Linked DNA regions of Mus musculus: all the other regions are linked to region 6. Evidence: chromatin loops called from intact Hi-C (ENCODE). Cell type or tissue: heart. All regions are shown on one strand.

Region 1 (4,000 bases), 120 kb before region 6:
GCAAAGTGCTTGCCTTGGAAGCAAGATGACAGGAGTTCAATTCCCAGATCCCACATACAAATCCAAGTGTCATGGTATAAATTTGTAAGCCAGTAATGGTGAGACGGGGCAGTAGAGATAGGTGGATCCCTAGAAGTTAGCTAGTCAGCTAGCTGGGCTTACTTGAAGAAGTTCCTGGCCAGTGAGAGACCTTTCCTCACATAAACTGTGGGAAGTGCCTGAAGAATGACAACCAAGATTGTCCAAAGACCATATGTGTGTGTGCGAGCACACACTCGCACAGAATTGGGGGGAGGGGCAGGGAAGGGGAGGGGGAGAGAGAGATTGGGGGCTCTTCCAATAAGAATGAGCAGATAAAATAAAGCACCATGGTCCAAGCCAGCACAGACTTCTCAGCAAGTGTATAGAGGTGGATTTTGATGCTGATGCTGGAGAAGTGGTGACTGGGATCTGGGATGCAGTTCTATCAGCCACTTGGCAGTAACATAATGCTCCCCGAGAACCAAAAGGGAGCCGCTAGCCCCTTCTAAGGGAACCTATAGCTGGCCTCTACCTCAGCACTTAGTAAGAATTTGTTCCTAGATGTATGGAGAGCATCCTAAGCCAGGGGAATATCCTGAGGCCAATTGACTGTTGTCTTTGGGAAATGGTGAGAAAGTATGGGGCAAGCAGGTGTGCCAAGATGCATCTTGAAAAAGGCTCAGCATCACCTGAGCCTGTTCTGTGTGCCAGGCTCTCTCCTAATGGTGTTATATCTACTTATTTGCTCTTGATGAGAGCCTTTAGAGATAGATTCTTTTTGCTGTCTCCATTTTGCAGATGAAGAAATCAGAGAGTTAAGTAACTTAGTCATGGCACTATGCCATCTCAGGCCCTTCCAGATCTTCAAGATTCCAGCAATTCTATGATGTTTCAAACCCTCACTATACTGAATGTGTGGCTGCTTAGCAACAAACCCAAGTAATCAGCAAGCCTTACGGCAAATGATAAATTCCATTTGTGGTCCCCAAGAAAATGCTGCTGGTGCAGGGGTGTGTCCACATCTGTCCCTCAGAGAAGGTGAGCAGACTACAGAAGAGTTGTAGAAACCTTGGACTGACTGGTACCTCTTGAACCCATGAACTCAGATGTGTGAAGAGAAGGGGCCAAGGACAGAGCACCAGGTAGGAGACAGAAATGCAGGAGATAAGGAATAGAAAGGAAAAACAGAGCGAGGTACTCAGAAGCCAATAGACACCCATGTCACTCAACCGAGACAGCCAATCACGTGAGACAAAAGCAATTTTGTCTGTGCAGGTGCCTCCTCTATGCATGACTTCATACAGAACTATCCTCCCTTCTCTTGAAAATAAGAAAAAAAAATAACAGGCAGTGGGTATAAAACTAGACATAAAGTCTTATTTTTACAACTCATGGGGAAAGAAATCACGCTTTGTCCAAAATGTGATGATTTGAAGTCTAAAATGGCAGTCTCTGCAGCCAGATGCAAAGTGCCTGAGTTGGACATCTGACAGACACTTCCACCCCCTTTTAGGTCTCACTTCACCGGTCAGTAGACAAAAGTAATTGAAGTGGCATGCTCAAACTTCTATCCCAAATCTAAACTTTCTCCTTGACCATTCCTTCTGGAAATTGGAGATATTGGAGTTGACATAATGTGATGAAAATCACGCATATGCACGAGGGTGCACACACACACACACACACACACACACACACACACTAGTACACACGTTCTGTAGGGTGGGTCTCTTTATATCCTAGTCTTCCTCTGTCTTGTTTTCTCTTCCAAGGTGGTGCCCAAGCTATTAATGAGAAGCATGTGCTGGGCTGCCTTGGAATTGATTTACAGCCAAAAGGAGAAAGGCAAAGGCAAAAGCAGGAGGAAGAGGCGGGGGAGGAGGAAGAGGAGGAAGAGGAGGGAGGGGGAGAGAGAGAGAGAGAGAGAGAGAGAGAGAGAGAGAGAGAGAGAGAGAGAGAGAGAGAGGCAGAGGGAGGCAGAGGGAGGCAGAGGGAGGGAGAGAGTGAGAGGGGGGAGAGGGAGAGAAAGAGAGAGAGAGAGAGAGGAGGGAATGAAGGAAAGAAATGAGCGCTTTGGTGTTCTCAGCCCTACACATAATTCCCCTATTGATGTACTATGAATTACAGTGGCTGCCAGGCCACCGTGGTTTCTGAATCATTTCCTTCAAGAGGGACTCTGAGCTTGTCCCTGGGCTGGCTTCAGCTGGACTGGATTGCAAGGAAGTTGGGCCTCTGGGCAGCTATGCTGCCTTTCCTCCCTACCAGAGTTCCAGCAGGAAGGTGGAGGTTCCGGCAGCACAAGAGAGTAAAGATGATAGACAAGCAGACCGAGCCTGATTACCCCAACAGTCAGACTCTAAAACTCAGGCCTCTCCATTATTAGAGATGGGAGTGAAGTAAAACACAAAATAGATAGACACTATGCATTCCTCCGATGGGTTTCAGACTCAGCTGAGCCCAGATTCACTTTCTTTTCTGCCTTGCTACTCTGTGTGATAAAAGTAAGATAAACATCTTTGGGGCAGAGTTGGATGTGAATTCAATGCCAGTCCATCTTTCAGTGGGTCACATTAGGGAACCCTGAGCTGCATCTCTCCCATGCAATTCCCAAGGCTAAGGATGAGGGTATATATGGTCTCGAATTTTCTCACCAGGGCATTGGTGTCCAAGCAAATCTGTTTTAAATTTGTCTATAGAGTAAGTTTCATTCACTCAACAAAGAACTTTAATCCCTTCTCTGGGCAGATCCTGTGTCGGCACCAGTGTTTCCAAGAGGAAATGGATGTGATCCCAGTTGTAAGAGATACAAGCAAGCATATGATGTAAATTGAGCATGGCATATGTTATGAGGAGGTGTTCCAGGAGAATCATAAATGCAGACCTGGGGCTGGGGAGAGTCCAGGGAAGGAAATCCAGAAAGTTCTGTTGCATTGAATGAGGCAACATGTCATGTCATGTCATTTTCCTTTGCCCAGACGTCCCTCCTCCTACACTAACTCCTATGTGCTTTCCCTAAGCTCTTTGTTTTGCTTGAAGATGAGACTCACCACATTAAGTTGTTAAGTGGCAGCTCTCCTCCATGACAACAGAGGGCACTTTCCCAGCAACCTCTGCAGGTTGAGTAAGTTCTGGAGACCGCCACCTGGTGGCCATACTGACCCAGGTCCAGTTGCCTGCTACTGTTCTAGAGATGGGGTGACCTGCAAGCAGTACTAATCAGAACCTGGTAATGGTTTGCCTGCTCATTGGCTTGGAGTTACAGGTAACAGGTAAAAAGAGAAACTTCTAAGAAGCCTTGATCTGCCTTCAACTGGCTGCAGTCTCCCCTTAAGGTGGCTTTGAGAAGCAGCTAGTTTCGAGGAGGTACCACATCTTAATCTTGTCTTAAGATCCCTAACCCCTAATTGCCCTTGCTGTAAGAATCATCATTGAACTGGTGAATGAAGCAGACCCTTATAAGGAAGGTTCTAGAAAGAGCACAGATTTGCTATACTTGCTATATACTTGCTTTAGATGTTGTCTATACTGTCTAGAACAGCTGTTTGTTTATCTGGCTCATCCCTGGTAAGGTGACTTGCCCTGGGTCACCCAGCTCATCACAGAACCAGGACAGGTGGGCATGTCAACTGACTCTCTCTGCATTGCCTGGCAGGGTCAGACAGTGCTTACATAAGGAGCATAGCAAGGCAGCCCAGGAATCAGGCCTTTGCCTGAGGTTACAGGCTGTGAGAGCTTTCTGCTAAGACTCACTGCCCTTCCTACCACTCTCCTTCTCAGACCCTCAGGGGCTCCCTCTTGCTTGCCAGTTGGGATCTGAATATCTTCCCTTCCATTGCTCCATTCCAACTCTTTCCACATAGGCTTCAGCCCTTCTTGCCTTGCCCTCCCACCCCCACCCCTGCCCGGCCAGGACCATATGAATGCCTGCCCTGTGTGAGCTCCCATCCCTAGCCTACCGCTCCTTATTCCCCTGAACTCC
Region 2 (4,000 bases), 290 kb before region 6:
CTGTGCTACAGGAATATTAATCTTGATGACTTATAGCTCAGTTAATACAGTACTGGGCTCGGCCTCTACTGCTTCATAAACCAGATGTGGCGGTGGATACCTATAGTCACAGCACTTAGGAGATGGAGGCAGATGGATCAGACAGGGACTGACTTGGCTATGTACTAAGAGTTCTAAGCCAGACCAGGCTATGTGAGACCCTGACTCAAACAAAAACAAACATATATTACCGGTTTCTAACATTCTAGCATGTTCTTATTGTTGCTCTTCAACGTTATTAAACACTTATGAGTGCCAGAAGCCCTTGAGAGGTACCCATGCTATCAGTGTTTGACGATGGTTTCATGGCTCTGCTCTAGCGAGGAGGCTTACTTTCAGGCTGGATAAGAAACCCTGGGGTCTTAGGGCTCGTGGATGGTGAAGTCAGACTCTGAAGCCCTCTTTCTCCAACTTAACAGTTGCTTTCTCCCCATGGATTCCCTAGTCTCAACCATTCATTTGCTCTACTCAGGTTTCCATCCAACCATCATCAAAAATGAAGGGGCTTCCTAAAATACCAGCCCTCTTCCATTCTTTCAAATGCTCTCTGTCCCTAACTGAACTTTGTGATCCCACAGTTGGGTCTGCATCTAAATGACATCATTCCTTTAGCTACTATCTATCTCCATTAGTATAAGCAATGCACACACACACACACACACACACACACACACACACAGAGTGATAACATCAGAGTGTCTGCTGCTTGATCAATCTTCTATTCTACTGGAACAGTCTATTAACAAATGTGACAACTGTGTTATCAGTCCTATGATACATACCTTGATACCTCAGGGACAAAGGCAACTCAAAGGTGAAGAGAAAATGCTATGAATTGCTTCAGCTCTCTGGCCTATCGACCCTGTTTGGCTGCCTATCTGTCATCACCTTGGCGAGAAGGGCACTGATTGTTCTGGACTCTGAAGCTAGATTGCCCAAGGCCAAGTTTCTCCATTGAATGTGTGCCCTCAAGCAATTTCATTAACCTCTCTAAATTCAGCGTCCTTATTTTTTAAAAAGGATGATAATAATAGGTTCTTCCTGGTTTTCAGTAGGAGCATGTAAAGTGTATGTAATGGTGGTTGGTACACAGCATACCCATATGAGAAATTGGGACAATTGTTGCCTCTTACACATGGACTGTGACTACGCTGGGATGGCACTCAATATTTGTTGAATCTTGAGTTCATGTAATACATATTGATAGTCATGGCTACAGTCACCCTAGCTGTGGTCTCTTTGTGTCATTAGACCCATGGAATCTATGGTTTGAGTACCACGAGAAGGACACAGTCCATGGTTTTGATAGCAGCAGCTTCACTCGCATCCACTATGTCCTGTACTCAGCCCCAATATGCACATCCTGATAAGCAGGTATCTCTACTGCACAAGCGAGGAAACTGAGGCCCATAGAGCTGGCTGGCAGCAAGTGCTGCCTCTCTTCTCCATAACCCATGAGCCTAGCTATAAGCTGCACTGCAACTTCCTTATCTATAGAATGAGTGATACCCTCAAACATATTTCCCCACATTTCTCAAGTTCTCCAAGAATGACTCTGGGCTCTGCTGCACACTTGGGCACAGGAGCCCAGTGCGGAGCAGGAATTCTCTCAGATTTTTCATCTCTGGAGCAAAACATGGCTCTTCTTCTACCCACCAGATACCTGTTTGCAGAGTCCGAGCTGTTGTTTTGGTATCTGCCTGTCATTTCCCTTTGCCTTTGGAGTGAATGAGATCCTTGGTCCAGCCTTTTAAAGCTCATAAGGACCACCCTTTGCCAGCTTTCTAATCATGCCCTGCACCTGAGGCTACAGCCACGGCAGCCACTGAAGGCCTTCTGTGTCTCCTTGACCACACAAAACACCCTTCTTTCTCTTATAGCATAGGTCCAGGGGGCCTTCCTGATGCCCCCCCCTCCTCTATGTCCCAAATCCCCCATGCTTCCCACTAGCATTACCATCCCATCCCAACTTTGTAATGTACAAATTAGGAAAGTGACATTCGGAAACCTACACTTGACCCCTGCTCCTCCAGGTCTTATAGCTAGTAAATAACAGGAAATAAATTCTTTAGTTTGAATGAGAGAGTCTGGATTCAGAGTGAGTATCACAAAGTGCCTACAATGCTGTCCTACCTAGAAAGATAGACATTGTAGGCAGAGGGATTGCAGGACTCCCAGAAGACTGTACTGTGGGCAAGAACCTTGTGTTAAATGGCTGAGAATGCAGTTAAGAGCTTGTAAAATGTGGTTAACTGTAGCCAGTTACCTGCTAACTTGCTAGGTCAGGGGGCAAGGCACAAGGGGTAAAGAGAAATGATATCTAACCAAGGAGGGTGCCTTTTAATCCTAGTGGTGGACAACAGATTCTAGAACTTAGCACAGGGCAGGCACTTGAAGGCCAGGTTCAAGTGGGTTCCTGGATCCTAGTGGGAAACCCTAGCTGCCTAATGATCTCTCCTTTTTCTCTCCCAGTTTTCTCAGCTCATTAAGATCTTCCATTCCTTGGGTCCTGAGAAATTTCCACTAGTGGAGCAAACATTTTTCCCCAACCACAAGCCAATGGTGAGTGCCTTTTTAGTTCTGCTTATCTTTATAATGCAGAATGACTATTGCTTGTCTATCTTCTGAGTCACTTTGGGCTGCTCAGGCCTCGCTTCCTGGTTGTCTGGACTCCACATGAGAGCCTTCATGTCCTGTGCTTGTGGGGATGTATAGTGTTTCTTGAGGAACCTCGAGGAAGGTTCAACTTCTCTAGGATAAATCAGGCAGTAGGACAAGTGACAAAAGTACTTGGCATTCTGTGAAACTCTGTTAATTCTTAACACATCAAGGCACATCTTGAGCTGGCATCCTTGAGCCAGAGGCGGAGTATAAAGGGAAAAGGCATTTTTATGGTAAAATGTTATCTCCAATGCACTTTTCCTGGGACCTGGTTTCCAGTGTAATTTTAATAAAAACTGTGTTATTCTATTTGAGCTGATCATTAAAGAGCAATGTGCTTACGTGTTCGATTTCCTTTCCTTGGAGTGTACCTCTGGGAGTCGATTGGGGCCAAGTTGGAGTATGCGGCTTCACTATCTATTTGGAAGGTTTAAGATTAATATCGTTCTGAGTAAGTTGGAGAGTTCTGTGTCCACAGCTGGAATTTTGGTAGAAGTATTCTGAGCTCGTGGGCTCAGCCTACTACATCTGTTTATGTATTGGTGCTCGATCAGTGAATTTGATCATGAAGGGAGTAGGTGTCTCAGGATGGACTCACCATAGCTAAAGACTGTGGCTGGATTGTAGAATCGTAGGCTCTGGCTGCTGAGCTGAACAGGCCTCTTTGAAGGCCCTGTCAGGTAGGGCTACGGGCTTCCGTGGGAGCAATCTAGCCAGTCAGAGGCTCTCATTGATTGTCTATCTACTGTATCCATAACCTATCAGTCACAGAATCAAGGATGTCTGGTTGGTGTGAGTAAGTGTAGGTAAACCTGAATTATCAGTTTAACTGAAATGAAAGCAGCCAGATTAGTAATGAACTTTCTGGGTATGTGTCAGGGCCTTTCCAGAGGGGATTAACAGAGCCAGGAGAAACTCGCCTGGAATGTGGATCTTTTAGCATCATCTATGGAGTGAAGGGCCCAGATGGGATAAAAAGGAATGAAAGAAGGCTGGGCTCATCCTCTTTTACTTCTGGTCTACAATAATGAATGCTGCTGGTCCTACCATGACCTCCTGGATACAATGAACCAAAGCTTCTGAAACCAGGAGCCAAAACAAAATAAATAGTCCTCACTATAAGTCATTTCTTTCTGGTATTTGGTTACAACAATGACAAAAATCTGACTATGGAACATGTGTAAATATTCTGAGAAAATTGAGAATTTGTCTTCAAAGTAGATAATTATTAATCACAGACCAGTCTACTGACTAGATTTTAGACAAATATTTAATCTCCTTGAGAGTAGTAGAGCCATAG
Region 3 (4,000 bases), 280 kb before region 6:
CTGAGCTTCTGCCGTGGCGCTGAGTTTCTTTGCTCAAGGTAAAGCCCTCCCGCCAAAGCAAAACTTCTTAATTAAGGATATCATTATTACTAGGTTAAACTATGTAAAATTCATCTGCAACATGACTGAGCGGAGTGGCTACACCTCTTGGAAACATTTGAAGCACAAGACAATATGTTTCCTTGACAACGTGTCAAAGACACCGTGGCAGGAGAGCAGACACAGAGCAGGGATGTTGGTAACCTTCCAGTGATAAGTAGAACAGCCTCGGCTACAGGGTTATATGGGCCCAGGGTTAGTGACACTGCAGGTAGGTTACTGCTAAAATATCTAGCCACCGGATGCCCAGGACCTTAGAGGGCAGGAAAGAGCCTTGGTCTCACTTTACAAGGTTCAGGCCTGAACCTTAGACAGGCTTAGAGGCTTGTCTATAGTCACACAGTTGGTAAACAGTGGGCACAAAGTCCAAGCAAGATAACGCATAGTCTGTGGTCTTAACGGTCATCTGTCTCTATCTCTCCTTGCAGCCTTTGAAGCTTAAGACCCAGGGCTTCCACAGCAGCAGGGGCTTCTCGCATCTCTAGCTTTTGCGAGACTCGTGTCACAACGTGACTGGAATGCCTGGCCATGTGACTTTAACAGAGACTGAGCACATTCTGTGACTCTAGAATGAGTCCCTGTGTGCTACACAAGCCCTGATCTACTGAGGCCACACTGTCATCTGTGAGACAGGGAAGAGGGAAGGTGGAGGGGGACACTGAGGCCTGGTTCTTACCTCTCTAAGGGCCTTGAATATCTGGTTGTCACTAGCCCTATGCTAAGAGCTTTGCAGTAGAACGATTCCTTAGCATGCATTATTAGTTACTCAGGTCATTAATACCAGCCAGCGTACCCCATTGGTGCCTCACAAATACCCAGCTACGTAAAACCTGATGGGCTGGGTTTTGTTTTGTTGCTGCTGCTGTTGTTATTATCATCTTGTTTGTCCTCATCTTCTAACAGGCAGGTGGCTAGCAGAGTCAGGTGGTCTACAGGGCACGAGGCTGTCTGTTCACAATCTAGAGAGGCAGGCCTCTGCTTGTTTACAGAGTGTCCTGTCCTGATGGCTTAGACACCTTCTGAACCCTTCTGCTACCCTGGGGGCTTTGCAACAGAACAAGTAACAGAATGTGGGGGTTCAGTCCGCTATGGGGGAGCAGACCAGAATGATGATGTGCTTGCTGCTGGGTGATACCCATCTGACTCCACAGGAAACACAGTTAAGATTCCTGATGTGTGCAGCACCATCACCATGGCCTGCAAAGAACAAGACACCCTGACTTCCGCGCCAGGTAAACTGTTCATGCGGTTTCAGGTTTTGGTAAATATTTCCACTAAGTGCTTAGTGGACGACAACACAGTAGGTCTCAGCAAGGGCTCGATAAGAATCTTGCACCATAAGAGTCTCAGGCATTGGACGACAATGGCTTCCTGAGGCCTGAAGGTCAAGGGGTCCTGCAGCTGGAGGAAACCCTGCTGGCGCTCGTTTGCTTCCACAAACCACTAAGGAAAGGGCCCAGCACATTCCAATTGCCCGGCAGATCTGTCCTGCCCCCAGTTAGGACAAGCAAAGCGCATGACCGGCACATGTTTCCCTGGGATCCTCCTGGGACCAACTGGGACATAATGTCCCCCACGTGCTGTCCCTTGCAGCCTGCCTGAAAGCTTGTCTACACTGCACAAACAATAGCCCCTGGCAAAACAAACTGCTTTCCCATGGTCCTAATAGGAGATAAGGCCCCCACAAATGACAGAGGCCACTTCTGGAAACTTCCACCTTTGCCCCACAACTCAATCCCAGCTAATCTCTAAGTAAGGGTTTACAATAAGCTCCCACAATGTCCTTAAAGCCTCCTGTCACACACACACACACACACACACACACACACCACACACACACACACACACACACACACACACACACACACACACTGTGGGGTCTGTGTGCACTTAAGGCATGCCTGAGAGAAGGAAGGAAGACCATGTGCCTGTCTTTAGAGGTCAGACACCCTGACTTTCTCATGTTCTCTGTTCTCCGAGTTCCTCCAATCCTGCTCCCGCATTGCCCAGCTTCCATATCAGACCCTCTGGAGTAGCCTAATCCACTGTAACAGACCTCCTAGGGACCAGTGCCAGCCTCAGCAGTTGAATATACTTCTGATACACCCTTTGCAGGTTGCACACCTGTCAGATCACATACCAGCAAACCCATCCTGGCCTTTAAGTCCCCCTGAGGGAACTCAACGTAAGCAGGTGAGGGGAGCCCCCACAGTGGGCAGAAATGAGTAGTCTGCCTGCAGGCTCCATACTTTGTTAATCTCCTTGTCCTCCAAGACCAGGTAGTAAAAACCCTATAGTTTTCCAGTTTCTAGTCCTAAACTCTTGCCTGTTACATAACTCTCAAGTGTTTGTGGCCTCACCACTAAGAAGATAAATATGAGGCTGTTTGACAAACGTGGCATGAGGCTAATTTATACAAAGACTTAGCAGATCACTGTGGGGCATAGAATATGCTCAATAAACGTTGCTTACTAAAGTCATCTAATAATTGTGACGAGCGTGTCCTTTTCTTCCCATCTTACAGCCCAATCAGTGCTAAGCACAGAGGGGCTGAAGAGGACTGGGATGAATGGGCAGACTCAAATTCCTATCTGTACCTGCTCTGGCATGCAAGCAGATGGTCCCTCTAGATAAAAAGGCATTGGCAGGTTTTGTGCGTCATAACACAGGGCTGGGAAGGGAACCAAAATGAATGAAAGACATTAGCTATGGCTAATGAGGAAAGCCAAATAGCAGGGCGATTTGGGGAGTCGTGTCCACCTCACCAGCTTGTACAAGCTTCCCGCCTCCAAGAAACTCCTGTTACGCCTTTGGCAGGCTGCACATCAAAAGCCACATATGCTTAGGGAAGGTGCCCTAATGCCTCAACTTGAGATTCTCATCTGCCCTTAATTAAAATGCATGACTCTGACTGTACCATTTCCCATTGAACCTAATCAGAAATAAGTGAGAGATGACTATATAGAACACCCTATCACCCTGATACCATGAACCCAGCTGAAGAACAGTGAACAGAGAGTCTGAGCAGGCTAGCCTGGGAGTGGCTGCTGGCAGGCTGGTGGGTGAAAGTTATGTAGCCTCCAAACAACTCCCACTAGTGGGTGTGACAACAACCAGGGGCATTCTGCTGACAGCAAGGTCTCTGGTAACTGGGCTCCCAAGCCCTGAAGGCAGGAAGGAAAGCAAGCCAGTTTAGGAATTCCTGTCTCCCAGCGATTTCTCTACAGTAACCTGGAAGTGTTTGACAATGGAGGTTGCTGCACCATAGCAGGGGAGGGGCCTCCACTATGGTCAGAAGCTCTAGCTCTCCTTTCCCCACCACCAGAGGTTGCAAAATAGGGCTTGGGGTCCTAAATACTCTACTGGCTTCCCACCTCCACCCACTGCTGGCCTCCCGGCTGTCTGAAGACATGAGCTGCTCTCATGACCAAGCTCAGGCAGCCAAGGGCAATTGGCCAGGGCTGACTCTGAACATTACATAACCAAGAGCCTGGGACTGTTTCCAGAATTGAAGCCAGAGCAACAGGTTCCACAGAATTAGTGCATCTAGCCACAGACCTCAGCAGGGAATAAAGAGGCCTGAAGGTCAGCCTCTAGGATAGCTGGGCTCCACCCAGGAGTGAGTCACCCCTCACTCCCAAGACAAGTCCAATCTGGGTCTGAACACTGGCCTCCTCTGAGGATTTTTCAGACCTGCGGGTCTTGTCTCTATCTCTTTCATCAGATGGGAAGTATTCTCCAAGTTCTGGATGTGTCAGAAACACCCCCACCTCAATGTTCAAAGCTGCAAGGATCACCAACTAGTACAAGGGCAGGCAATTCATATGGACTATCTTGGAGTTGTGACTAGTCAGTGCATGTCTCTTCTCCCCTCATATAACTATAATCCTAAAGTGGCAAA
Region 4 (4,000 bases), 400 kb before region 6:
GCTCCTGCCCATTTACCCAGCAACGGAGTCTCCGTTTCTATCTAATCCAACCTTTTCTTTTTACAAGCATATCTGTGTGTGATGTGCATGCATGTATGTATGTGTGTGCTCACGCGTGTGGGTGCATGTACGTGCATTAACAAATATGCTGTATGTATAGAAGGTGGAAGTTGATGTCAGGTGTCATTCTGAGCCACTCTTCACTTTATTTAGAGGCAGAATCTCTCGATGAACCCAGAGTTTACCAACTCTTGCTAGACGAGCTAACTGGTTTCCCCGCCCTACCCCCCTGCACCACCAGGACTCCCTGTCTCTGCCTCCCCAGGGCTGGGATTACAGGTGGCTACTATGCCTTCCGTACTTTTACAGGGGTTCAGGGATCTAACCTCCAGTCTCCCTAAGGCTTGCAAGTCAAATACTTCATTCACTGAGCCATCTCCCCAGCACCTAACCAGACATTGGACCTTATTCTGTGCTAGTTGTCTTACCTCTGCCTCAGCTATTTGACAAGAAAAGTTGCCTCCTGTTTGGAAGTGAAGTTTAATAATGGAGAGTGTGGTATGGTAACAAACAACTAGGCCACATTCTGTCTGTCCCTCAACTCCCTCCCAGCTTTGTAGCTCTTGTGACTTGCTATACCTGTCTCCTCACGGGGCTTTATGGAAGTAGATAACATGAAAGTCAATATAAAAGTCCTTGGGTAACTACCAAGTGGCATGCAAGCATATATTCATACTATTGTATAGAACTGTGGACCTCTCTGTATGTCATTAATCATGGCAGCAACACCTTCCAGGCATTCTTGGTTTATGCCTTTGTCCCCTGTATTGTGCAGAAAGGACAGGGTCCATCCCATTGTGTCTGGCTTCCTATTGCCATTCCTTCCTGCTTAGCACCTGCCAAGTAGATATTATTGCTCTTTATCTGCCCACAGAGCCTGTGACACTGTGACAAGGTACAGTGAACAAGGCTGGGATCCAGCTAGTGGCCCCAGTCAAGTAGCATTTAAATTTTGACGTTGGTCATCGATCTCCTTAATGTATAGAAATAAGTAGTGTAGAAGGCTTAGGTGCGGCTCCCTTGGAAGTCATGGTGGAGGTAATGCTTTTGCCCTGAGTGGTGTGTGGAAACATCTATCACTTGCTCACACTTCAATTGGGTCTTAAGAACAACAGTGGTTGGTTTCTGGCACGCTTCTTGCCCTTTGATGGGGAAAAGAAATTGAGACTCATGGGCTTACCTGGGAGTTGGCCACATATTCACTGAATGTTTGTGACTGGGAGACTTCCTACCACAGGTTCATCAGCTTCTCCTTCAAACTCCTTTCTTACATCTTTATGCCCTCCTAACCTCTTACCATCTCAGTGGCATTCCCAGCTCTCTCCAAATTAATGTTCCCTGGGTGCCTTCGAATCGGTCTTGCTGGTTGTGGTAGGGCACAACTGTAATCCTTGCACTTAGGAGGCAGAGTCTGAGAGGACTGGGAGTTCAAGGCCAGCCTCTGCTACATAGGGAGACTGTTTCCAGAACTAACAGCTTGCAGACACCAGAAGATTCTCTCTCCTACCTGTAGAAGTCTCCAAAACTGCCTGACTACAGCTACCAAAATTAGCCAGCAGGTGGCAGGCTAGCCCCACGGTCCAATGTATCCTGGCGGAGCCAGCTGCCTCCAGGTCCAGCTTCTTCCCAGCCTCTCCTGCTTTGTGTGAAGGTCTCCAGAGAGGAAGGAGAAGTTGTGAAAAGAGAAGAAACCAGCTCCCACAGCCTCTTCCTTCCCTTTTGAGATGATAATGAGAGGGGCTTCGACTGTCAGGGCTGAGAGTGACCCTACCCCCCACACCCACACCCAGAACCAGGGGCACACTGCTGTCCGCTTCCTGACCCTTCTCAGACTCAGCCCTGCAAACTGTCTTTCTCTGTTGGTCCAGGGCCAAGCTGCCTCATGAGGTTTCCTTGCAAGCAGAGAGTGTGTTGGGAACCCACGCCTCTTCTCAGAGGCCAGCTGGCAGATTATTTAAATCTGTGGGTCCAATCAATTCCACCTGAGAAATGGCCAGATCCCTGGGAAAGGGACCTTGCATTTATTTTTCCTTATTTTTCTTCCCATCTAGTCCCTCAGTAGCTACACCCTTAGAGAAAATGACACACCCCCTCACAGCAACCATTAACAGTCATCAGCGCCTCAGGAAAGGGTGGGATCTTGTGGACACTGGTGCTCTCTCTCTCTCCCTCTCCCTCTCTCTCTCTCTCTCTCTCTCTCTCTCTCTCTCTCTGATTGAATGTGGAAGGGTCTGTGTGTCCATAGTTACAGTGACAATGTCATATTGGGGTGACAACGTTTCATGACAACCCTCGCATCCTGCCACTCTTAAATTCTATGATGCTTCCAGGCCTTGACAGGGAATGATATAGATGTCCCAACTATGGATCATCAATAATCATCAATTGATGATTATGCTCATCAATCACATATTCTCAGCTCTTGCGCCAGATATTAATCTTTGCATTAACCAACATCCTCTAGGGGGAAAAAAGCCCCAGGCTGAGAGCTGCACTCGGTTATGAGTATAAACATATTTAGAAGGCAGTTTGACAGCCGGTCCCTTGGGAGAAAGAGTAGTGGGGGTGTCCTCCCCTTGAGCCTTTCTCAGCCATAGGCTTTTGATTTTGATCAGGTTTATAGTGTTTGCATTTTCTGAGAACAAACTGAGATCCCAAGACAGCTTTGCCGCAAGGGTTCACGGCGGAGTACTTTAAGATGCAGCTTGTGGAGGTGAACCTAGCCATGCCTTGGGTCTCTAGGGAGCTTCTGGCCACCCTAATAGAGGTCTGGCTTGGTAGCAGGTCTGTCCTCTGGGATGGGACAAAGCAGTCAGTCCTGGGATGCCCGTGAGCACGCAAGTCAGTTTCTAAGCTGTTTCCTTCAGCCTGCTGCCCCGGCAGGCACTGGCTTCCTTGCCTAGAGTTTCCAGCAGTTGCCCTGGCTTCAAGCTTCCAGTCTTGACCTTGTCTCCTGGTTACCTTCCAACCTAGCATCGTTGCATCCTCTCTGAAAACAAATCAACTTCCACCCTTTGGTGATGCATCACAAGCCTAAACTTTGAGTTTAAAGTCACAAGCATGTGACACACACACACACACACACACACACACACACACTGGTTCTGTGTATGTCTTCAGCTCTACATCCTGCTTTGCAGACAAGTGATTCCTAAGCACAACTCACCTTACCAGTTTCTGCTCCTGTTCCCCCAAATACCCTTCCCTACCATGTTTACCTGGCCAACTTCTGTTCATCCTTAGAAGCTTCAATAGGTGAAGATGTTGCCTCTTCCGGGTACCACATCTGACACGAACGTCTTGTTCACAGTGCTGGTGGCTACCTCCCTGATTTAGCTTCTTCACCACAGCCTTGTGGCTCATATCACAGCAGGTTGTAATTGACTTTTCCTCGGGTTGCTCAGTCATCTTTATATTATCTAGAGTTCAATGCACAATCAGTGCACGGTCTTTGCATGTCATTGTCCCTCTCCCTGTCTAATCAGTGTGACATTATGAATTTGCAGGTACCTGACCTTGGTAGTCAGTGGTACTACACACATAATGGAAGGGGTCACAATTCTAATCCCTATACTATGAAATCTTAGCTCTTTATCAGTATGCTAGAGTCCATGAAAAGTGAATGCTTAGGATTGTTTTTAAAAGAGAAAGGAGAGTCTGAGAAGGTCCTAAATTCAATCCCCAGAACACACATAAGAAGCTGGATGTGGTGGCACACGCTTGTAATCTAGCAATGAGGACCCGGACACAGCAAGAGCCCTGGGACTCGGTGTCTATCCCTATTCTAACCTTCCTGGTAATTTCCATGTTCAGTGAGAGATCTTGTCTCAACAAGAAGGTGGGCAGGAGATGAGGGACAACACATGAGGTTTACCTTTGGCATCCACAGATGCACACACCCCATACATACACACACATGACTACCTCTTGCACATGTACA
Region 5 (4,000 bases), 230 kb before region 6:
CAGGCTAGAGGCCTCTCTTCTCTGCTTTCCTATTGCAAGACCATTTTGTCCAAAGTGCCCTTTGTTTTTCCTCCAAGAGAAAGCCTTTCTGGAATGCAAGACAATCGCCAGGCAGCTACTTTGCGCTACGTGTCACAGAGCAGATGTCCTAAGAGAGGACGTCTGAAGTGTGTCTTGTTCTGGGGGCTACTTCCTTAGCAAAGCCTGGGTGTCTTCTGATTATTTTCCATCCTGAAAGCTGCTGATTTGGATTTGTTTCTCCCTTGATTCTTCAGCACGGACTCACTCAGAATTTGAGGGCCTCAGGAGATACCTACAGCATTCTGGTCAGGAGTTTTCTCTTCTGCCTAAGCTGAACTGCTCGTCTCTGCTCACCTCTGCAAGGTCAGCGTAGTCATGATCCTAGGAACAAGATGACGGGGCTCCCTGAGTCCTCATGTAGGTCCTTCCAGCAGGTGTGCCTTGAAGCCACCCATCTGGACATTAGGTTGTTCACTGGGCTAATAGTGTGTAAGGATTGCTTCTGCTAGTCTATTTAGTGAGCAAGATTGAATGGGCCTGGAGCTTGGGTAAGAATGGGGATACCAGCTTTGCTTATCTCTTCTGGTGGCTGAGAACAATGACAAATTTATGACACTGGGCGAGCTGAAGAGGCTTCAACCAACACCTGGCTTGTCCTCAAACCTAACTGGCTCACCTAGTCCCTCTGTTGGAACTTTTCTAGAGACGTTAAGAGCATGTTCACTTCCTATGTATCAAAATTCAGAGGGTAGACCTGTAGGGGGTATTTTCTCAGGCATCTGAAGAAGATACAAAGTTGCTCCGAGACTGTTGAACTTCATATTCAACATGAGAAAAATAATGTTCAGAAGAAAGAATTTACCCAGTGTCCCACACTCAGCTGGAGGCAGAGCCAAGTTCATGTTGTGAACCCTGATTCCTTAGCTTCTATCTGCATCACATCCACAGGGCTGTCTTCCAGGCCAGGGCATGGAATAAATGTATTTCCAAGTCCCATAGCTGGCCTGTGGAGAGCTATCTGTACTGCCTAAGGGTTCTTGTCTACACTAACAGATCCTCTGAGCTGACCAGCGTTGTATAGTTTTGTGTAACTCAGAGGTTACTGCCTGTTTCCCTTTCTACCTTATTACATGATACCTTTTGAAAACATGCCAAGCACGTTTTACAAATAGATGTGTGAATACCTCCTTTCTGGAGAGGAAAAGCAGGCTAGGATGGAAAGGAAACATATCCACACCTGAGACCTGTGATAGACATGGCTGCTGAACAGTCAGTCATACTTCCAATCCAGTGGACAAGTCACTTCATGCATCAGTTTCCATGTTTATTGGATAAAAGATTAGACTTTATGATTCCCTGCAAGATGTCCCTTGGTGTTGATAATAATAACAACAATAATAGTAAGTCTACTACTCCATGGGAAATTCTCAAAGTTGAGGTGAATGGACGTGAAGGAAGATAAAACTCACTGTGTGAGCAGGTTTGACCTCAAACCAGCATGCCCACCCACCTCACTCTCAGCATTTCCTACACTCCCACACTACTCTGTCTTCCTAGACACAGGCTTAAAATAAAAGACGGCTGTGCAGACTGTGTTGATAAAGGTACAGGAGAGACTTGGGGTCTTGTTTCTGGTGGAGCCTCTTGGTGTTACCAGTCCATCTTTCTGTTCTCTTTTGGATTGGAAGCATTAAAGGGTCCAGAGCTGTGTCTTTTGTGTTCAAAACTTAGTGGACCCTTGCACACCGTTCCAGTCTCAATTTAGATATTACCTCCTTAGCTTGACCCTTTTCCATCCCCTTCAAGCGGATTCCCCACAGCACCTTAGTTGGGTTCTTTTTTGCGTGTAGCTGACTCTGATATGGTTGCTCATCTACCTGTTTCTCTTCCTGAAGTGTAAGCCCATTGAGGATAGAGCATTGGCAGCAAGATTCAGTTCACTAATGGCTGCAGGGACCCAGAAGTCCACACTAGTCCCGAGGCTCAAAGTTGAGCTTGACAGGCAGCAGCTCCTCAGAGGGACTCACCGAGCCTATCCCTCTGGCTAAGGCTAGGGGGCGCCGTAAGCCAGAAAACACCAATTCCCTGAGCCTTCAGCCTGCTGGTCTCGCAGGCCCAGAAAGGGACATATCCACGCCAGACAACGGGGTGCGGGTGCCTTGAGTGGGTGAAACGATCCCTTCCCGTCTGACGGCCACAAAGTTCTCAGTCAACATCCCGTCTGGGTCTGCAGCTGCCTGAGCTCCTCCACCCCTGGACCGGCTGCATGTCAGTCAGGGAGAGAGGCTCATTTGGGAAGCGACACACTTGTGAATCACTAATTTGGGGGCCACATGGAGGTCTGAGAACACAGCATAAGATGGCAGAGTCCCACTGTTCCAAGTGGGGCTCTGGAAGTTCAACCCGGAGAAGGTGCTGACAAGCCTAGGTCAGGACTACTGTCACATAAGGAAGTACCTCGGCTTCCCTCCCTTCCCGCTCTAGACCCTAACCACAGCGCTTCTCCCCAAACCCACAGTACATGTGAAAGTCATTATATTCAAAATAGCCTTTTCCAAGCAACGGACAGCCTGGTCCGCCCATCACCAGGAGCCCTAGCCAGACCCTCAGCAGAGTCGCTGCCCAACACGGGGCATTTAGGAGCCTAAGAAGGTGGGAGCTTAAGGTTCACTCTGTGCCTGGTACCAGCAGAGAGTAAACACCTTTCCTGGCTTCCATCTGGAACCAATTTCATGGCAGTAAAATCTTCGTAGGGCGTCTCTCCCCCATCTCCCCCACCCCCAGCCCTGCCAGGGAAGCGAAGACCCCTCTGTAAGGTCTCTGCCTGTGTTCACGTGAATGCTGGGGTTTTAGTATTTCTTTCCATAGACAGCTATTCCCAGGAATTTTAAGCCAGAAAACACATGTGTGTGGTAGAGACATTTTGTGTTCTGTGTTTTCTGGGGTGGTGGGAAATGGGAAGTCGAGTTAAATATTCCAATTCTTGGTTTTCTTTTAATGGCTGTATGTTCAGGCAGTCAATTATTTCTGCAAAGGATAATATGAAGTGCAGGGACCAAAACTTCCCCCACAAGCCTAGTTTAATGTGTTCCTTATGCCTCTGGGGTTACTGCACTTTGCCTTTAACAATGAGGACTTAGCCCCACCCCCACCCTCGCCCCCACCCCCACCCCGGCCCCTGCTGTGGCTTTTCTGAAGGTATCAGACTCAGCTCCACACAGGGTTGTCTTGGCCAACCAGCCCTGCTGGGGCTCAGGGAAAGAAGAGGGTGGACTTGTGGTCAGGCTCCTGCCCACCACACTGGGCTGGGGATCATGTTTCTGCAAAGGTGCTTTGAGCCTGCCTTGGTGAAGCCTGACACAACTGGAACTGGCTTGTCCTGTGCTGCACTGTCCAAAGGGCATCGCCGCCTCCTTGATACCTGGCTGTGGAAGTTCCTCTGCCTCCGGCCTGTCACTTTCTAGCTCCTGACAGGTACCTTCAGCCTCAGTGGCAGACCTCCAGCAATTCAGGTTTCTGGGCTTGGATCCTTGCTTTTTTCCCCTTTAGCCTCTGCTCTCACCTTGCCTGATCCCAGCTTCTCTCCTGGCCTTGACTGACTAGTGTGCTGTGTGCACTGAAATAAGATGCACAAGGCCACAGTGTCCCCGCTGGCTTCCTGACCGTCCCTGTCCATCCTCCTGTGACAGTCTTACTTGCAAGTCCTATGACATAAGCAGACTTCACCTGCCCTGAAATCACTGTCTTCTTCCTCCTGTCGCTTCCAGCATTTTACTCATTCCCTCCGATGACATCACCTGCCACCGTGTCCTAGAGAGCCTTGAACTGGACATCTCTACAAGTCTTTCCCACCCTGAATCCAACCTGGAGAATCTCCCCAGACCGTGCCAACAGCGCCATAACTGGCCCTGCGGCCCCAGTCCTTTTCTCCTTCTCTGTCCGGCTCTTCTCTTGCTGCCCATCGTCGTCTCACAGATCT
Region 6 (4,000 bases):
ATGGCTTTCAGATTTGTTTTTTGGTTTGTTTGTTTTTTTTTTTTTTCCTCAGAAACATTAGAGAATTGTTTTCCTTTGGAGTTTGGGGTGGAGTCAAGAAGAGAGGGAGTTTATTCCTGGGAATCTAAAATGTATCTTTCCCAGTAAGGGGGACAAGGGAGCAGAGATCCAAAAATATTGTCTCTGTAGTACTTGTGACACATTTGTGAGGGTGCTCAGGGGAAACACCCGGGACCTCTTCCTCTCTGATCTGGCCCAGGGAATGACCTTGCTCACTGGGAAACAATGTTTCCCTGGGGAGAGTGTGTCCACTGTTGGGGATTCCAGTTCTTGACTTCAGGTTCCTTGTAGCGGCCATTTTCCATTTCTCCGAAGAGAATGTAGAGACTGATCCGGGGCAGAAAACAATGGGTAAGGTTAAAGGAAAGAGGGACAGGCAGGGTGCTGGGAGCCCGGGAGCATTGGGGACAGACTCAAGCACCTTTGTAACTGCTGCTGGAGACTGCCCGTGACCCCAGAGGGATCCATTTAGGGACAGTTTACAGGCCCTTCTGGAATCCATACCCACACCCTAGTTTGCTTTTCAATTTCTGAGGCACTCCAGGTGCTTGTACTCAAAATCCCCTGAAAGTCACAGTCAGGAGAGTCTTAGCAGCCGCCTGAACCCTTAATTTACAGTTGACAGAAAATAGACCTGGAAAAGACAAGAGACTTCCCCCAGGCAAGTTCACAGCAGAACACAGGCCTGGAACCCTGGCTGCCTCATGTGACGTCAGAGCTGCCCAGTGCTTGCTTAGGAGGTCCCTGCTGCTATAGAACTCTCTGTCTCCTCACCACTGATGAGGAGACAGTAAAAATCCTCGAAGACTCACTCTGAGATAGGGTCCCATGTAGCCCAGGCTGCCCTCAAATTCAATATGTAGGAAAACCTTGAACCTCTGATGGCCCCTGTCTCTGCCTCCTGAATGTTGGAGTCATGGCTGCTAGGGGTGGAAGCCCCTAGCATGCAAAGTGAGTACTGTAGTCACATCTCCAGCCCAGCAAAGTGATACCTGAAGATAGTGCTGACGTCATCTATACCTGGTTCTTAGAATAGTATCCCATATATCACCAGTGCTCGGTGACACTGTACTGTCAAGCCCTCCCATGGTGAACAGAGCTTACTGCAAGAACTTCCCCCCACCCACCTCAGGACACAGGCCACCCTGACTCTGTGGGTACACATGGCCAATGATAATTCTGGGACAAAGCCCTCCAATGGGACAGTTGAGTGAGCTCAGCAAAGACATGGGTACAGAGGGGCTCCTGGGTCCTGAAGGGTTTCTGGAGGAAAGGCAGACTTGGTGTTTCATGATGGATAAGGAGTTAGCCAGGAGAGGGGTGGGCAGAGAGACCTGGGTACAGGGTCTGGCAGTGAGAATATCCAATGACCCCAGAGCTGAGCAAGGGGCAGAGTGGGTTTGTCAGGGTGAATCAGGTGACAGACAGGGGAAGACTGGATTCCAACAGTAGAGGAAAGAGGTGGTGAACACAGCCTTGTCACAGGTCTATCAAGACTTTATGTTCCCTTTAGACCATCAGCTGCTGATACCTAGTGATCAACTGACTCACATCTCTGAGCCTCAGTTTCCCCTTCTACTCCAAAAGTAGACTGACCAACATGACCTCCCATAATGCCACCCCTTCTTCCTTAAGGACAGCTGATTTCCAAGGAGAATTTCATTTTAGGCCTGTGTCCTGCCAGGAGCCCCGAGACAAATGTCTTTCCTCTTTTGTCTTCTCTGTTAACCCTGGGTCACTTCCAGCCTGTGTCAAATTTTTAGTTGTTGTTATAACTGAGCCCCCACTAGTTCCCAGTTCTGAGGACATCTTTAACCTTGGGCCAGAAGAGAGAGGGCCAGCCCCAGCCCTGGGAGGACGGTGGAGTGGGAAATGAGGGGTTGGGAAATGAGGGGGTGGAGACCGACGCCCCAAAGAAAAGTACAGAAAAGGTCAACACATGCTTCCTGGCCCCAGTCACGTTGCTGGACTCCAGCTTGTGGAGGCTGAGTTGAACTGAATCCAGGGAGGGAGCCCAGACATCAGGAAGGACCCAGCTGGGCACTTTGCATGGAGGACATTGCCATCTAGTGGTCATTCTGTGTTGAGCCCAGTGTCAACATTCCTGGAATCTGAAGCCCTCTTCAGGGTCCTTCAGCCTCCTTTGCTCCCTCCCCACTAGGTCATGGACAGTTCAATGCCCCTGATTGGAGAACACGTGGAAGAAGACAAGCAGCTAATGGCTGACCTTGTCGTTTCCAAGATGAGCCAACTCCTGGTGCCAGGGGCCACGGTGCCCTCACCTCTGAGACCTTGGGTAAGGTTCTCTTGAGAACAAAGAATAGTGGCTCTGGAATGAAAGCCCCTAGGATCCAAAGGAGATAACCCCGGGCTGGCATCATGTAGAATGGGTTGGGGACAGAGGCAGGAAGGGCCTTGCAGGGGCCCTCTCAGAGCCTCATATTCCCTAGGAAGAAAACTGTCCCATCAGCCTTTAGACAGATTGTTAGCAACATTCATCTCTGTGTTCCCATGTTGGACCTGAGCAGAGGTGTGTGCAAGAATACTTGTACACAGATGCCCTATGTCCCCAGTGCACAGGTCAATAGAAACTATTGTGTCTCAGTTTTCCCCACCCCCCAAACCAGCAATCTCACAATACACACACACACACACACACACACACACACACACACACACACACTGCTCAGGCCTTAGCAGGGACTACCAGACCAGTCTTCAAAAGTTTACCAGCTTGCTAGCCTTCTGGGAAAGCAAGTTTCAAATCTTGCCCCCAACCCCAGCCCCTCCTTATTCCACAGAAACTCATCTCTTCATAGACAGGGGGAAAGTAGTTAAACTCAAGGGGCTGTTGGGAGCCAGGGGGCGGGGGGAGGCATTTGCAGCATCCTAAAAATCTATTCTAAAAATCTATCATGAGCTACACTGAAGAATTGCGCATCATGGATTTTACATCGGTGATTTTTTTAAGGCTTATATAAGGCTTAGCCTCCCACCAGAAATACTGTAGCCACTGGCATCATTTCTCTTCTCTTGCTCTAGGGTCCACAGACTAAACCTGCAAAATCTCCAGGGCAAGGCCAGCTAGGACCTCTACTAGGACAGCCCCAGCCAAGGCCACCTCCACAAGGTAAGCCACAGGTCAGCCACAGAGAGACACTGTTTTCAATAACATTGAAATGCAGTGCAGAGGACTGTGAGGTGTCTCAGTGAGAAGAACTCCTTTTGTGCAAGCATGAAGACATGAGTTCAAATCCCCGTCACACAAGTAACAAGCTGGGCATAGGCAAACATGCCTGTAGCTACAGCACTGGAGGAAGGGAGAAACAGGCAGTTCTTGGGAACTGGCTAACGGGTTAGTCTAGCTCAAATGGTCAGCTTCAGGCTCAACAAGAGATGCTGTCCAAAGCAGTGTTTCTCAACCTGTGGGTCATAACACCTTTATGGTTGCATATCAGATATCCTGCATATCAGACATATACGTTGTGAATCATAATAGTAGCAGAATTACAGTTATAAAGTAGCAAGGTGGTCACTGAAATGTGAGGAACTAGATTAAGGGGTCACGGCATCAGGAAGGTTGAGAACCACTGGGCTAGAGTAAGGTAGGAAGCAATAGAGAAAGACACTCAGTGTCCTCTAACCTCCACGTGTACATCCAAGGGTGTGTACCTACACAGAGCAACTAAATAATAATTAAATCAATAAAAGTGCATTGCTGGAGACAATGGTTCTCTACCTTCCTGGTGCTGCAACCCTTTAACACAGTTCCTCGTGTTGTGGTAATTCTAAACCACAAAATTATGCTTGTTGCTATTTCATAACTAATTTTGCTACTGTTATGAAGTGTAATGTAAAGATCTGTGTTTTCTAGTGGTCTTAGGCAATCCCTGTGAAAGGGTTGACCACACGCACGCACGCACACACTCATGCACGCACG
Region 7 (4,000 bases), 97 kb after region 6:
AACACATGTCCAGGTACACCGAGTCTGCATTTTCTGTTGTAAGGATGCTTTGGACTCTGGTAAAGGAAGAAACTCTAAATGGCTCCTTCTCTGGAGAATTTCCAGGCTGCAGGAGGTACTAAGGTTAAGGCAGTGAGGAATCATTGCCTGTTAGTATTTCTCCCTGAAGAAACGTGTAACTGAAGGTTAAACCTACAGCTGGTGGGGATCTTTTTGTGTTTTGTTTTTGGTTTTGTTTGGTTTAGTTTTAAGTTCCAGGGCAATTGTATTGGAGTTTTAAAAAAAGACCCTAGAACAGGCAAGCTGTAAATCTCAGCTGCTGCCCAAGGAGGAAAAGAGAGAGCCAAGCTGTTTGATCTCGGCTAGAAGGTCAGCCCAGAAGCAGAAGCCGGGCAAAAAAGGGGAAGAAGGGGTCAGAGAAGAGTGGGGAAGCCCAACGCCTCGGGAGAGCACCACAGTCTAGCATTGAAGCTCTTCAACTGTTGCTCCTAGTTCCCAAACCCCCAAGCCAGCTTCCCCAGCTTCCTAAAACTTTGCTTTAGAATGCCTTAAACCTTAAAGGGACCCCCAATTCCAGCTAGTACTCCCTACCCATCTCTCTCTCTCTCTCTCTCTCTCTCTCTCTCTCTCTCTCTCTCTCTCTCTCTCTCTCTCTCGTGTGTGTGTGTGTGTGTGTGTGTGTGTGTGTGTGTGTCTATGTGTCTGTGTGTGGGCGCATGTGAGGGTATCTATTCAGTAAGTATTTCTTGAGCACCTATTTTGTGCCTTGTCCCAGAGAACAGAGAGAAGGACAATGATTCCTACCTAGTCTGGGGGAGGAACAAGTGATTAGTGGGTGCAAAGTATCATTCTAGAGGTGCACATGGACTGCTTTCCTCAAAGGACAACTTGTTTTGGCCCAAGACTCTCTTTCTCCACCATACAGACTGTCTTTCCCCACCACACAGACTGTCTGTCTTTCCCACCGCACAAACACATCAGTAAGTCCTAGCCCACACTGACTTCTCCCCCTTTTCACACAGTTTAAGAATTCTACAAAAAAACAAAAAAACAAAAAACAAAAAACAACAAAAACAAAACAAAACAAAAAAAAAACAAAAACAAAAAAAAAAAAACACAGCAGCGTCTAGGCTACTTTGTATCCAGTGAGCGCTTAGGATGCTCTTGGCTGTCAGTCATCTCTACATACTGCAGCCCATCATCTTGCATCCTCAAAGCCTTCTAGAGTGAAGATCAAATTCCACATGGTGGGGTCACCTAGTGTGGACAGCCTCATCTGGCTCTCCAGCCCCATTTTCCTGTGCCCTCTCTGGGGCTCTGTTCCCTCCAAGGACCTCTGCCAGCCCCCCTTCCCTCTCCCTTCTAGTTTCCCTCTAGTTTAAACTCTGTCCATCCTGTTTCAGCTCAAAAAGTCTGTCTTTGGGAACTTTCCCCACATCTATGAAGCCAGCTCAAGTGCCTCTGTCATGTGACTTGAGGACTCCTTTCTTCCTGCCAGAGCATTTACCTCAATTTGTAGTTAAACTTTAATTGTTGGGATTTGTCAACAATGCTCCCCAACTTCCCACCAGGCTGTGGGGCTCCCTGAGAACTCTAGCTGGGTCGGATTGTTCCCACAGTCACCTCTAGGACCTTCCCCTGAACTGACGAGTGCTAGGTGCTCAAGAAACATCTTCCTAATGGGCCAAGCAAGCCATGCTTAGAGCTGAGATACTCTGAGATATGTACTCAACATACACTCTTAGAAATAGAATCACTAAGACTAGATCTCACCCATCAGGACTGAAACAGAAACAGGAGGACATAGGGCATTGAATAGTAGGACTGATTTTCCTTGTCTCCCCTGGGACTCGGTTGGAGGAGTGACCTCATTAGGACCCCTGCCCTTGACCTTACATCTTGGCTTTTGTTACACCGATTTCACCATACAGATCCAGGTCACAAACGGCCTCACATTATGCTTAAGAGTTTACTCTGGTTTCCAACCCAGGTAATAAACTTTCTCTAAAACTTTTTAAGTGAACTATATTCCCTGTGCACCTGCATGTGTGTGTTGTGTTGCAAGGGATAGATAGACCCCTGTGTCACAAACATACTAAGTGGGCTTTGTCACTGTGTCTCACCCCTAGCCCAAAAGAGAATATTGTTTTCACGGAAGGGCCCTTTGATCTCGATTCCTTCTCAGTCACTTTATGTCCCCCAGCAGTTGGAGTTTGCTCCAAGTAGCAGCTGATGGCCAAATAGAAGATAGTTCGAAGACTGGAGTCGGGCGCCACCTAGTGGTCTGAGTTGGGATTGTCTTTTTCAGAACCAGGGCAGTAGTTTTGTCCTACCACAGTGTCTCTGCAGCTAGAGACAAGAATCCCCTAGGAAAGGAAGCTGTGAGCATGCCAGAGGAGGTTAAGGTGGCCCTAGGAAAAAGGCAGAGTATAGTTCATGTGCTTCCCACGCCTGCGCTCTCATAGCAGGTGCTCCCAAGGCGGCCGCACACGCAGACGCAGACAGGTCGAGAAAGAAAGGAGCCTTACAACAGTGTTCCAACATGATTTCCACAGGAGAGTAGACTGCATGCTCAGGGGAGGCACCTCCCTCCTACGTACTCAACAGAGCCTTTTTAAATGCCCCGAGGATCCTCCAAGATCAGTGCCAGGGACGTCATCTCTGCTCTGTGCCACACTTAAGGTTTGCAGTATTTCTTGTGAGGTGGAAACTATCTCAAACCTAATTTCTACTAGCACGATAGTACTTGATAATCACTCGATGCCTCCCTGAAGATCTGTGTTTTAACTGCAGTCACAGAAAGATTCTCAGAAGAGGTAGCAGAGAAGATATTCAAAAGAACTGACCAGGCTGGCAATATGGTTTAGCCGGTAAAGGCGCTTTCGGTGAGAGCCTGACAACGTGAGTTTAATCCCTGGGACTCATGGTGGAAGGAGAGAACCAGTTCCTAAAAGCTGACTTCCAACCTCCAAACACACACACACACACACACACACTCACACACTCACTCACACACACTCACACTCACTCACACTCACACACACACTCACACTCACACACACATTAATAATAAATACGAACAATAATAATTATGATGAATTGTAAAAAGTAAAGGTTAGCCAATCAAAAGGAAAGAAAGGGGGCCCAGTCCTAAAATAGAAAACATCCTGAGTGAAGCAGAGAATCCAAAACATCATGAAATGTGTCAGGGAAGGAACTCTCTCTCAGGTGACGTTTGGGAACTCCAGCCTAAAGTACATCACATGTATCCAAATGCAACCAACAGAAAATGCCTCTGACCATGGACAGGGTTAAACTGCAGTGACCAGGGGCTATAATGCTATTTTAGGTGGATATGTATTGTTTTTTTCTGTGTGCATTTTTTATATGTATTTGGTGCCAATACCTTTTTAAACCTTAGTTCAATGAGGTTTGGTGCATAAAACAACATCACATTTCATAGTTCCAGGCGAATGAATATAAAATTCAAGATGCAAAAAAATCTATAGTTGATATGGAGGAGGCAAATGGGTGCCAAGGTAGAAGGAAGTCTCTGGTGCCAGGCAAGTGGCTTAGACTTTACTGCAGGCATTAAAAAGTTTTGGTCAGGGGAGTGTCTTCATCAGACACATCCATACCACAGTTTACCCTGGGTGTGACACAGAAGATGGACTGCAGAAGATCAAGGTAGAGATGGGCAGATTCAGGAGAAAGTGGAAATAGAAATGAGGCTCAGACCTGAGCAGTTGTGAGCCAGCGAAAGCTAAGGAACAGGGAAATGTCTGGACATCAGGAGAACTGGGCTCTAGGCAGGTGTACTGCACAGGGCTGCAGTCCCAGCACTCAGGAGGCTGAGGAGTTCAGAGCCAGCCTTGACTCGAGGTGGAGAGGTAGGTCCTGAGTTCTTATCCTACATTTACCATTTGTTCATTTTTGACTGCAGTTTTCTAGCCTGCACAATGAAGGGCTCCCCCCCCCCCCACTAATTGCAAGATCTTCC

Evidence for each region. A loop is a pair of places that touch in the nucleus more often than their neighbours do. Peaks named below come from ENCODE experiments on the same cell type or tissue, not always from the same donor. Only the 100,000 strongest peaks of a DNase experiment are listed, where the experiment ranks them.
Region 1: a loop joins it to region 6, with 3 times the contacts of the local background. A loop is called at or near these places in 10 of 42 quality-filtered maps.
Region 2: it touches region 6 in a loop (2.6-fold over the local background); 2 of 42 quality-filtered maps call a loop at or near these places.
Region 3: it touches region 6 in a loop (2.7-fold over the local background); 2 of 42 quality-filtered maps call a loop at or near these places.
Region 4: a loop joins it to region 6, with 6 times the contacts of the local background. A loop is called at or near these places in 38 of 42 quality-filtered maps.
Region 5: a loop joins it to region 6, with 6 times the contacts of the local background. A loop is called at or near these places in 32 of 42 quality-filtered maps.
Region 7: it touches region 6 in a loop (2.8-fold over the local background); 13 of 42 quality-filtered maps call a loop at or near these places.

The regions. Positions count from the first base shown.
Region 1 is chr10:86,181,531-86,185,530 of GRCm38, reverse strand. All of the region lies in intron 6 of Syn3 (synapsin III), which reads left to right. It overlaps Gm35636 (a long non-coding RNA gene), which reads right to left. Exons shown (of 8, transcript XR_003949028.1): 5 at 1-4,000. Among named protein-coding and RNA genes, the nearest start is that of Gm35636, 22 kb to the right of the region's middle. In heart, a CTCF peak has its summit at 3,167 (motif pointing left); DNase peaks (open chromatin) are centred at 2,240 and 3,170.
Region 2 is chr10:86,350,152-86,354,151 of GRCm38, reverse strand. It overlaps Syn3 (synapsin III), which reads left to right. Exons shown (of 14, transcript NM_013722.3): 6 at 2,512-2,601. Among named protein-coding and RNA genes, the nearest start is that of Timp3, 52 kb to the right of the region's middle. In heart, no CTCF peak of the experiment used is centred here; no DNase peak of the experiment used is centred here.
Region 3 is chr10:86,339,403-86,343,402 of GRCm38, reverse strand. The region is part of intron 6 of Syn3 (synapsin III); the gene reads left to right. The region is part of intron 2 of Timp3 (tissue inhibitor of metalloproteinase 3); the gene reads right to left. Among named protein-coding and RNA genes, the nearest start is that of Timp3, 41 kb to the right of the region's middle. In heart, no CTCF peak of the experiment used is centred here; DNase peaks (open chromatin) are centred at 1,652, 2,062, 3,232, 3,572 and 1 weaker place; H3K27ac peaks cover 2,986 bases.
Region 4 is chr10:86,461,632-86,465,631 of GRCm38, reverse strand. All of the region lies in intron 2 of Syn3 (synapsin III), which reads left to right. Among named protein-coding and RNA genes, the nearest start is that of Syn3, 35 kb to the left of the region's middle. In heart, CTCF peaks have their summits at 1,415 and 1,618 (motif pointing right); DNase peaks (open chromatin) are centred at 1,621 and 1,901.
Region 5 is chr10:86,294,440-86,298,439 of GRCm38, reverse strand. All of the region lies in intron 6 of Syn3 (synapsin III), which reads left to right. Among named protein-coding and RNA genes, the nearest start is that of Timp3, 4.0 kb to the left of the region's middle. RefSeq lists an enhancer at 1,023-4,000. In heart, a CTCF peak has its summit at 2,066; a DNase peak (open chromatin) is centred at 2,049; H3K4me3 peaks cover 951 bases; H3K27ac peaks cover 1,545 bases; H3K27me3 peaks cover 873 bases.
Region 6 is chr10:86,063,152-86,067,151 of GRCm38, reverse strand. Syn3 (synapsin III) reads left to right here. Exons shown (of 14, transcript NM_013722.3): 11 at 2,222-2,356; 12 at 3,103-3,190. Among named protein-coding and RNA genes, the nearest start is that of Gm51812, 3.9 kb to the left of the region's middle. In heart, a CTCF peak has its summit at 2,136 (motif pointing left); DNase peaks (open chromatin) are centred at 301, 1,291 and 2,011; H3K27ac peaks cover 375 bases.
Region 7 is chr10:85,966,494-85,970,493 of GRCm38, reverse strand. All of the region lies in intron 12 of Bpifc (BPI fold containing family C), which reads left to right. Among named protein-coding and RNA genes, the nearest start is that of Rtcb, 11 kb to the right of the region's middle. In heart, a CTCF peak has its summit at 2,278 (motif pointing left); a DNase peak (open chromatin) is centred at 2,283; H3K27me3 peaks cover 574 bases.